Linked DNA regions of Homo sapiens: region 1 is linked to region 2. A link is an interaction called in ENCODE POLR2A ChIA-PET data of the cell type or tissue named here. Cell type or tissue: MCF 10A. All regions are shown on one strand. Links, peaks and the distances in the headings refer to the core of each region. The heading gives the core; the rest is flanking DNA. Region 1 has its middle 30 kb from the start of COL8A1. Region 2 overlaps LOC105374007 (a long non-coding RNA gene).

Region 1 (5,386 bases), core at 285-5,284, 100 kb after region 2:
ACTTTTTAGTAATAGCCATTCTGATTGATGTGACTGGGCATGGTGGTTTGCATCTTAATCTTGGATTCTTGGGAGGCTGAGGCCAGGAGTTTGAGATCTGCCTGGGCAACATAGCGAACTATCAGCACACCACTATATTCCAGCCTAGGCAACAGAGCGAGACCCCATCTCTAAAATAAATAATTAAATAAAGAACGGGTTTTTTTTTTAGAACAGCTGTTAAATTAGCAGAACCTACTTAGCTCTAGCTTTCAAATAGTCCAAACTTTTTAAACTTTTTCAACTTTCTGTCAGACAAATTAAGTCATTAAAACAAACTTACATAAGGAATTTGCTCTAAAGGTATTCCTGTATGTCCTGGGATCAGGATTCTATGTATTCAAATCTCACACAAACAATTCTAAACCAAGGATAGTCTATTATTTACTGATTAAGGATTAAAATGGCCCCCATAGCCTCATGGATACCAAAGTAGGAGCATACATTGATGTATGTTAGAATGATTTTCAATACTAAAAGCTTTGTCCCTTAACATTACAGCAAAAATTAACCAAACAATACTAACTTCTAATATTCCAATAAACCGAGATTTTAAGATATTGAATACAATAGAAATCCATTACGATCTTTAGTATGTCTAACAACTGAGCATCAGTTTCCTAAAGTACACCTGCATTGAGATAACATCACTAATCCTACATTCAACAGTAGTTATACCTAGTCAAGTAACTTCAAGTCTTTAAGTATCACCTTTCTTAGGCTTAAAATAGAGCTGGTGAGCATTCAGCTAAGTGAGTTTTAAAGTCCTTCCCAACTGTGAAGTTATTTGATTATGTGGATTCTATAACACTATTTGTGTATCACCCGAATATTAATCCTGTCCTCTGGCAATAAAAGAAAAAAAAGCACAAAATAAAATCCTATACAACCTCTCCAGTGTGCTAAAACCCTGTAATTCTCATTGACTCTAAAAGCAGTTCTGCAGATGTGAGAGGAAGAACATAAATAGTGTGCACCTCTGCAAAGTGAAACTGAGTGACTGTGAGCCAGCCAGCTGCACCAAGAATGACTTCAATTGAGCTATGAGTTGGTAGCTGGTTCTCAAACCAGCTGTGCCACAATCCTTGATCCAGTCTTATTTGCAACAAGAATGTGTATGGAGACCCAAGGGAAAACATTTATTTGCCTGCAAGAGATTAAAGATAGAGATACCACAACCAATTTGCAAGTCATTGGTGATTATAAGAAATTTCTCAAAACAGAAATATTTGCTGAGTATTTTGTTTTTTGTTTTGTGTTGTTTTGTTTTAAACCAATACCCAGTTGAGTATCTACAATGTATCCGAATAGTAATAAACACTGTGGAGATAGAAAGATGAATAAGCCATAGCTCTTGCCTTCAACTCTGTAGGGGAAATAAGACATACACAAATAGATACAACACAATGCAGTAGGGATGGGCCTACAAATAATGGAGACAACATTCTTTAAGAATCAAAGTAGGTTTTTGGCTGGTCATCATCGAGTCATTTTGACCTACATCACATAATCATTAAAGATATTTATACACATACACACTGGTTGCAAGCCAAGAAATATGACCATGGCAATTAAACATTTTAAGAAAACAATAACAAATTAAACAAAGTTGGTGAAAATTTAGCGAGGTTTGTAATTATAACTCTAGTTCTATCCCATTAACAAAGGTATTGGAATTTGGTGTTTTAGAGATTAGTAAATCTGATCAAAGTAGACATTTCATACATGTCACTCTATTAAATGAAATGTGTTTTTGAAAACACTAAACCAAAAGCAAAATGGATGACCTCACCCCAACATGCTATTCTTGGAATTTCTGACAGTCTTGTTTAATACTGTTTCATTGTCTTCTTATCAAAAAAAATTTTTAATGGAGTCCTTCGTATCTTTAGTGGAAATGGTATATTTAGTAGAAAATACAGAATAAACCTAAATTCTTATATACAGACAACTTAAACTTCCTTATGAGATTGACCATATGCATGTAACTATTCTCTCCAAAAAATGTGCTACAATGTCAGTAGAGGAATAAAAAGATATCAGTTCTAAAAAACAAAAAAATTATGAGAAAGACAACATCAGAGTATGAGAAATTTCAGCAAATTTTTGGATAACTAATGGAGTGGTGGTAACTAAGCTTATGGAGGAATACAATCTCAAGTGCCTCGAAAGGTCTTAGGTCAGGTTCCTTAGAAGCAGAGCCTGAAATGGAGATTCCTGCGTAAATGACGTATTGATGAAATACCCTCAGGAGAAACTCATAGGAAAATGAAGGATGTTGGCTAGAGCATAAGAAAAGGCTAGGCAAAAATGTGATTTCAGAGAAGTCTAGCTTCAGCCCGATCCCACAAAGAGTGCTGGAGGATAAATAGTACCAAAAAGTTATCCCTTCCAGACAAAAGAATGCCGGGCTATTACACCACTGCATCAGTCAGTTACAGGTCTGCCCCAGGCAGAGGGAGAGAAGTGTGATCTCCCATGTATCTCTGAACCAACAAGCTCCCCTTTGCCAAGGACAATCTTTCAAGGAAGTGTACAGGTGTGAGCCACTAGAGCAGCAAGCATCTCCAACAGCTGGAGGCTGGGTGTACTCCCTTAGTAAAGGGAATCTGGGCAAGGTACCAACAGTATCTTCTCTAGCCATCACTTACACAGCTTAGTCCACTTGCTTCTCACTTTAAATATACTCCATCTGGTCACTGCTTCTTCAGGGTTCTGGTTGGTTGCAATTTCCAGTAAAATTTACAGGAGGAGAGTTACTGGGGATGAGCTTCTGCCTCCCTGCTGAAATAGGTTTCAAGACCTTAACTAATATACATCTTCCTCTTCTTCCATCCTTTCTAGATTTCCTCCCCTTCTGATAACACTTCTGATAATTTAGGTGACTTAGCTATTGGGAAGACACAGGCCTTCATCCTTGAGTAGTCAAAGCCCCTTGTTAGCAAGCCTTTATTGTTTCATTTGCCAGTTTACAATTGAGATTGGGTGTCACTTTATCAAGAGATATCCCACTGGCCCAGTGGATCATCTAAGTGCCAAACGTATTCCTCCCTGCCTTTTCATATGGCAGTAATTTTACCACTTCAGTGGTGAAAAGGGTCAAAATTAGCCTTCCCAATAGACAATTCCTTTCTTTGCCTGCTGGTAGGCCACAATGCCAGGTGTCAGCTATAGTTTTGTTTTTATTTGGTTTCTCTTAGCCACTAGGCCACCAGGGATGTAGTTTTAAATTAGGTTGAACGCTTTCTGTGATCCCAGGTGAAAGAATTTCCCTTGTGGGAACCAGGATCTCTAGACTCACGGAGCTAGAGCTTCATGGTAATGTGAATCAGATCATGCTTACTTATATCCCTTAATTTCTCTTTTTATTATTACCTTTTATTTAGGTTCAGGGGTATGTGTGCAGGTTTGTTATATAGGTAAGCTGCATGTCACAGTGGTTTGATGTACAGATAATTTCATCATCCCTAGTAATAAACATAGTACCTGATAGGTATTTTTTTGATCATCTCTCTCCTCCCACTCTCCACCCTCAAGTAGGCCCCAGTGTCTGTTGTTCACCCCCTAATATCCCTGAGTTCTCATTATTTAGTTCCCACTTATAAGTGAGAATATGCTGTATTTGGTTTTCTGTTCCTGTGTTAGTTTGCTTAGGATGATGGCCTGCAGTTCTATCCATGTTGCTGCAAAGGATATTATCTCATTCATTTTTACGGCTGCATAGTATTCCATGGTGTATACGTGCCACTTTATCCAGTCTACCACTGATGGGCATTTAGGTTGATTCTACATCTTTTCTTTCTCTTTTTTGAGACGGAGTCTTGCTCTGTCGCCCAGGCTGGAGTGCAGTGGCGCAATCTCGGCTCACTGTAAGCGATTCTACATCTTTTCTATTGTGAACAGTACTGCAATGAATATATGCCTGCATGTGTCTTTATGGTAGAACAATTTATTTTCCTTTGAGTGTGTATCCAATAATGGGATTACTGGGTCAAATGGTAATCCTGTTTTAAATTCTTTGAGGAATTGCCACACTGCTTTCCATAGAGGCTGAACCCCCACCAGCAATGTATAAGTGTTTCCTCTTCTCCCCAAACTTGCCAGCATCTGTTATTCTTTGGCCTTTTTCTAATGGCCACTGTGAATAGTGTGAGCTGGCATCTCATTGTGGTTTTGATTTGCATTTCTCTAGTGATCAGTGATATCGGACTTTTTCATATGCTTGTTAGATGCATGTATGTCTTCTTTTGAAAAGTGTGTGTTCATGTCCTTTGCCCACTTCTTAATGGAGTTGTTTTTAGCTTGTAAATTTGTTTAAGTTCTTTATAGAGGCTGGATATCAGACTTTTGTCAGATGCATAGTTTACAAATATGTTCTCCCATTCTGTAGGTTTTCTCTCTACTTTGTTAATGGTTTCTTTTGATGTGCAGAAGCTCTTTAGTTTAATTAGAGCCTATCTCTCAATTTTTGTGTTTGCTGCAATTGTTTTCGATGTCTTCATCCTAAAATCTTTGCCAAGTCCTAAGTCAAGATAGAATTTCCTAGGTTATCTTCCAGAGTTTTTATAGTTTGAGGTTTTACATTTAAGTCTTTAATCCATCTTGAGTTGACCTTTGTATATGGTATAAGGTAAGGGTCCAGTTTCATTCTTCTGTATGTGGCTAACCAGTTATCTAAACACCATTTACTGAATGAGGAGTCCTTTCCCCATTGTTTGCTTTTGCCAGCTTTGTCGAAGATCAGATGGTTGTAGGTATATGGCATTATTTCTGACTCGTCTATCCTGTTTAATTGGTCTATGTGTCTGTTTTTGTACCAGTACCATGCTGTTTTGGTTACTGCAGCCCTATAACATAGTTTGAAGTTGGATAAGTGATGCCTCCAGCTTTGCTCTTTTTGCTTAACATTGCCTTGGCTATTCTGGCTCTTTTTTGGTTCCATATGAATTTTAAAATAGTTGTATCTAATTCTGTGAAGAATGTTATTGGGAATGTGATAGGAATAGCACTGAACCTGTACATTGCTTTGGGCAGTATGGTCATTTTAACAATATTGATTCTTCCTATCTATGATCATGGAATGTTTATCTATTTGTTTGTGTCATCTGATTTCTTTGAGAAGCGCTGTAATTCTTGTTGTAGAGACCTTTCACATCCCTGGTTAACTGTATTTCTAGGTATTTTTTTGTGTGGCAATTGTGAATGGAATTGCCTTCTTGATTTGGTTCTCCGCTTGGCTGTCGTTGGTGTATAGGAATGCTAGTGATTTTGTACATTGATTTTGTATCCTGAAACTTTGCTCAAGTTGTTTACCAGATCAAGGAGATTTTGGTCAGCGACTCTGGGG
Region 2 (5,386 bases), core at 206-5,205:
TAAACAGTAAAAGGGATTTGAGGGAATCTGGGCAGAGTAATAGCACAGTCCACTGTGGGTTTAGCTTTACAGAAAACAGACTTTGAAAAACAGAATATTAAGGCTACCAATTCAAAGCCCAATACCAAAACTACTGAAATGTTTGCAAAAAGAATGTCATGGTGTAAGTGTGAAAAGTAGTTGAAGGAGAAAGATCAAATGGACCCTTACTATATGGTTGTTCAAAGGTGGCTTAAAATATAAAATTCTATTGAGCAAATCACATGGCTCAATTAAGGCCAACACTAAATTAATTCTGACTGTTACTGACTAGCCACAAAAGACGTAAGACAAATCTTTTCACATTACTGAGTCCCAAGCTGCTTTTTAAATGGAGGGATAGGAGATAAGGTTATAATAACAATTAACATGTATTTGTATATTTATACTGTGCCAGGTGCTAAGTGGTTAGCCTAGATGATCTCATTACAAGTTAGTGTTATAAATCTCCCCATTTCATAGGTCACACAAGCTAGTAAAGGGCAGAGCCATGGTTTAAACCTAAACATGTCAGTTTCAAAAACTGGGTGTTAAACTGTTCCAATACTGCTTCCCAGAGGGAATCCACGTCATTTATAGCTCTGGAATTCAACTGTTTGAACTCATGCCCTATGAGTTCACATGTGGCAGATGTAAGAAAAGAGGGACACAGAGTAAACAAAGACATTCATAGACAGGATACTGTCTCCACATTGCACAACTCCTAGGGACACTGGTTACCACCTGCATCCGCCATCTAGGGTTTTGCATTGCTGGGATATTCAACAAGGCCCTGATTAAGCAAGTTTAGATGATTCCTGCCATCTCAATTCCTGATGATGTGCCTAACCAATATGTTGTAAACTTAGTTGGGTGGATTAGCTTTAGAAAAAGCTAATTGAGATGTCAAGGCCTAAAGACCACATTTTCCTTTTTTTCTTTTTTTTTAAGCCTTTCTTTTCTATTGCAAGTTACTAAGGAATTTGCTGGCTGTCCAAGTAATTCTTAATATTTTTTAAATCCAAGGTTTTCCCTAACTTAGTGTGCTGCCTGTCTCCAATAACAAAGGCCTTCAGACCACACTAAACACAAATGTCACCTTAAAAGCTTGTACCATTTATGATGGCAGTGAGGGGAGTAGGTTAAGGGTGAAAAGGTTTTCACCTCACACACACATCATACAGGAAACTTATTTATGTGTTAAGCACTACCCATGACTTTGGCCTAGATTTAAGGCCTGAAAATTAGCATAAAATTTGTGTTCTATTAAAGTACTTTTCAGACAGATTTGACTTTGTCAAAGAACTCAAAACATTTTAACATGAAGATTTATTCCCACATTCTTGGGATAGATCTCCATTATAGAAATTATCAAATTATTATTATCTGTTTATATAAATTTATGAATGCTTCCTCTTGAAGGTAATCTCTTTGAGGACAGAAGCCATGACCTAGGTGTCTCTCTTTCCCCAGGTCTGGAATATGACAGCTACTCACTGTCAAGGAATTAATGAGTCTATAGTACTATGCAGCACTGAGCATGTTCTCCTATCTCCTCAAAGAAGAGAGAGAACCCTTACATTTACTTATCAGAGAACTGAGAAAATGAAACCACATTCTTCATGTGTGAAGAATCAAGTGACATTGTACCCTAGGGACTCAATAAGGCTACTCCATCTTGCAAAAAAAAAGATATCTTACTAGAAATATTAAAATAAAATGTCAAGATGTGTATTAAACTCGGTTGGACCAGAAATGTATATTTTTTATTCAAGCATGAAAAGGATATGTATCCATCCAATGTGGTTTTCAGAGCCTATGTCCCCATGTAGGGGAAAAAATTCTCCCTCACCACTCGCCTCGAGACCCACCCTTAGAGCTTTATTTTTTTTAGCACAGTGTTTAGGGTGGAATGGAAATCCCTGTGGGATAGGAAACACTTTAACCTTTAACTGTAGTTATCAATCACTTATAATGTAATATGAATAAAAGCTCTCAGAGCAGAATTTTTATCAAAAGCACTGAGGATGTGAAAGTGTAGTTACACTTATATCAAGGATTATATAGTAAAATGAAAAAAGAGCAGAGTTTTTCTGAAGTCACATTTCACCTCTTCACTGACTTACTTTGGGCTGGCCTTGATTGGAACCAGGAGGCCATTCGTCTGTGGGCATCAGGACCAACCCTCCCCTCCAAAGCAGAAACTCAAAATACACTGCAGTCTTCAACCATTCTTTCTGTGGGCCCAATGCACAGCTGCTGTTGCTTCCTCCTCAGTCTGGGGAATCACCCAAAGATCATTAGATTCAGAATGACTTGGCAAACCAAAATCTTAAGAGAGTGCAGTCGCGTGGCCCAGTCACTATTCCACAAGTCCTCGGTTGTGAGTCACAGTCAGAGTACTTCACAGACCTTAGCAAGTGATGTAATAATCTGGAGCCCGAGAATTGTGAAATCGAGGATTTGCCACCAATTAACCGTGTAACTGTAAGGCTTTGGTTTCCTTAAATGTTAAATATATATATATATATGAGGGGAGGGGAGATACTGCATAATCAAATAAAAGTAGGAAATGCTTCATTAAAAGAAACTTAATACTTTTTTTTTTTTATTTTGGGAATCCCCAAAGCCTATAATATGTTAATATGAACTGCAAATCTCCAGGAGGGGAAACAGTGTCCCAGGTTTCCCAACCTCATTTCATTTTGGAACCCTATTTTCTTTTTTCTTTTTTTTTTTTTTTTTTTTTTGAGATGAAGTCTCACTCTTTCACCCAGGCTGGAGTGCAGTGGCGGGATCTTGGCTCACTGCAACCTCAGCCTCCCAGGTTCCAGTGATTCTCCTGCCTCAGCCTCCCAAGTAGCTGGGACTACAGGCACGTGCCACCATGCCCAGCTAATTTTTGTATTTTTAATAGAGACAGGGTTTCACCATGTTTACCAGGCTGATCTTAAACTCCTGACCTTGTGATCCACCCACCTCGGCCTCCCAAAGTGCTAGGATTACAGGCATGAGCCACCGCACCCAGCTGGAACTCTATTTTCAAATATCATTTTCTAGAACTCGTATTCTACTGGTTACAATTTGGAAAATGCTAGACTAAGTGATCCCCAAAGGCCTCCAAGCATTAATATTCTAAAATTTTACTCTCTGATTCTTTTCTTCCCCCTTTAATCCTAATAAGGAGCTCCACATGAGATTCTGCATATCCAAACTCTTTGCAAACTTAAAAATACCAAAAAACTGTTAGCTATTATAACATGGGGGCAGGACCAGGGAGATGAAGCGTATCCTGTCAACACCCTGAGAACATGGGTAACAGTCTCCACTAGAAAATCTCTGACCTGCAATTATGTCTTTTTGTAATGTGCTTAATTACATACTTAGAAAATAAATTCTAGAATTCCAGCACAATTTTTGTTTAAGGAAATAAGAAAATCCTTTGTTTTGCATAAACGGTGTTACAACTAATTAAGGGAGAAATTAGCTGCCAGGTTACATGAAAAGATAAGACCTGATTCCATGACATCTTCTTTGCATTCATGAGAAGCGAGCTGATGGTCTGCTGCCTGTGTGGTGTTTAGCTCAGCCTCCACTGACTGGGACTCATTAGCCAAGGGTTACAAAAAATGTAACCAATGCTTTTTCCAGATATTCCACCGCAAACCAAGTAAGACGGTGTCTGTCCCTTGCCTTGAAGGCCTGGGTCTGAGCCACTCACGATGCTCCCTCCAGCTCAGCCTGCGGCATGGGATTTTCATTAGATGGCGTTCCTTGTATTCAAGCAAGTCCTGCTGGGGTATAAATACCGCTCCTTTGTTTTTGGAGAAGTGAAGAAGGAGGTAAGCATGTTAATAAACAGCTATTCATTAACTTTTTAAATAATTTTAATGTTCAATAAACTTCTTGTTCTAGTCTTGTTTTTCCTAAGAATAAATCAACATATATTCCAAGTGGCTTTGGGAAGTGGCTAAATATTGCCCATGCTTTTTCCCTTAGTGAAAGTTCCTCCCATTTTGTGATTTGAGAGGCTTATTCACAAGTAGCATTCACCAGAAGAGCCACAGAACTGCTGATGCTTGCAAGGCTCAGGATAATGGGATATGAAATACAGACATTAGAGGCCCAAGTGAACACAAAAAGCCACACGCAGCCCAAGCCCAAGGTCTAAATTTCACTGTTCTGGAACTGCTATGGGCAGTCCCAAGGCCAGGGTGGGCAAAGGAGGCTCCTTCAATGTGGGATACCCTCCCCAGCTCTCCCCATTTTCCTCTTGGAGATACTCTGTTAGTTTAGAGAGCAATAGCAGATTCTCTGTCTCTGGATGGCTGCTGTTAAAATCTACAAGAGTTTCTTACCTTACATTTACTTATCAGATTAAACTGTCCTTTCAGAAGAACTAAGAAAATGAGACCACGTCTAAGGAGCATTATTATGGGGCATGAGATTGGATCCTGATAGGACCTGGGTGGCAGAGAGTGGCAAGGACTAGACACAAGGGCAGCCCACAGGATATTCACATTTCATGGGGCCTTGCCAACCAGAGCAGGAGTGAAGAAGTTAGAAGAGTATGTCAAAGAGAAATTCCAAAAGGGAACTCTGAACAGGAAGGTGGCCAGCTTCACAGGGAAATAAGTGCTTCCCCAGCAAGCCCTGCCCAGCCCCCAAATCAAGCTCTAATGAGAGTTCTTCCAGTCCAAACAGTATCCACACTCTCAAGCAAGGAAACAAAAAGGGAAAACAGCAAACCTAAGTCACTTTAACAATATAGCTCTTCCATGTTCTGGACACAAGAAGGACAAGATTTTAGAGAGAATGACACAAAAGCACACATTTTCTCAACAATCAGAGGTTCCATATACCTGAACTGTTGCCAATTCAATTCAAGTAGAAGTTTATGCCCCAGGGATAGTGACTTTGCTAGTGCCCAGAATAGAGTGGAAGGGCTCTGGTAAGAGAGAGGTGAAAATTAAAAGTGACAGTATCATGTTTTGGAAACATCATTGTAAGGAAAATAATCAACAGGACAAATATACTGAGGATCCAGACACTTCTCTTAGTAAATTGGTTGAGAGAAAGGGAAATAAACAACTGAGCTGGGTAGCCTTGTTTTCCTCCCATTGAGACTGTCTCCTCAAATATCACACATCCATCCTCAGCAGTGACAACTCCAAACCTTGGTGGTTCTGTACTTTTGCCACAGACTTTATTCTTGAGAAGCCAAGAGCAGCAGAAAACCTAACTTTATGTTTTCCTTTTTGAAAGAGCCTTGAACTTCCTTCTCAGAAATTTACCAAACAATGTAGAGTAGGCTTGGAGGTAGGTGGTTTTTTAAAAAAAAAAAAAAGAAAAAAGAAAAGAAAGAAAA

Evidence for each region. ChIA-PET counts read pairs that join two places held together with the same protein. Peaks named below come from ENCODE experiments on the same cell type or tissue, not always from the same donor. Only the 100,000 strongest peaks of a DNase experiment are listed, where the experiment ranks them.
Region 1: POLR2A ChIA-PET joins it to region 2 with 5 read pairs; 2 of 35 experiments call an interaction of 5 or more read pairs at or near these places.

The regions. Positions count from the first base shown.
Region 1 is chr3:99,606,316-99,611,701 of GRCh38, forward strand. No RefSeq gene overlaps it. Among named protein-coding and RNA genes, the nearest start is that of COL8A1, 30 kb to the right of the region's middle. In MCF 10A, for the core only: no CTCF peak of the experiment used is centred there; no DNase peak of the experiment used is centred there.
Region 2 is chr3:99,503,755-99,509,140 of GRCh38, forward strand. The region is part of intron 1 of LOC105374007 (a long non-coding RNA gene); the gene reads right to left. It overlaps LOC105374005 (a long non-coding RNA gene), which reads right to left. Exons shown (of 5, transcript XR_007095985.1): 4 at 2,145-3,832. Among named protein-coding and RNA genes, the nearest start is that of COL8A1, 130 kb to the right of the region's middle. In MCF 10A, for the core only: no CTCF peak of the experiment used is centred there; DNase peaks (open chromatin) are centred at 697 and 2,407.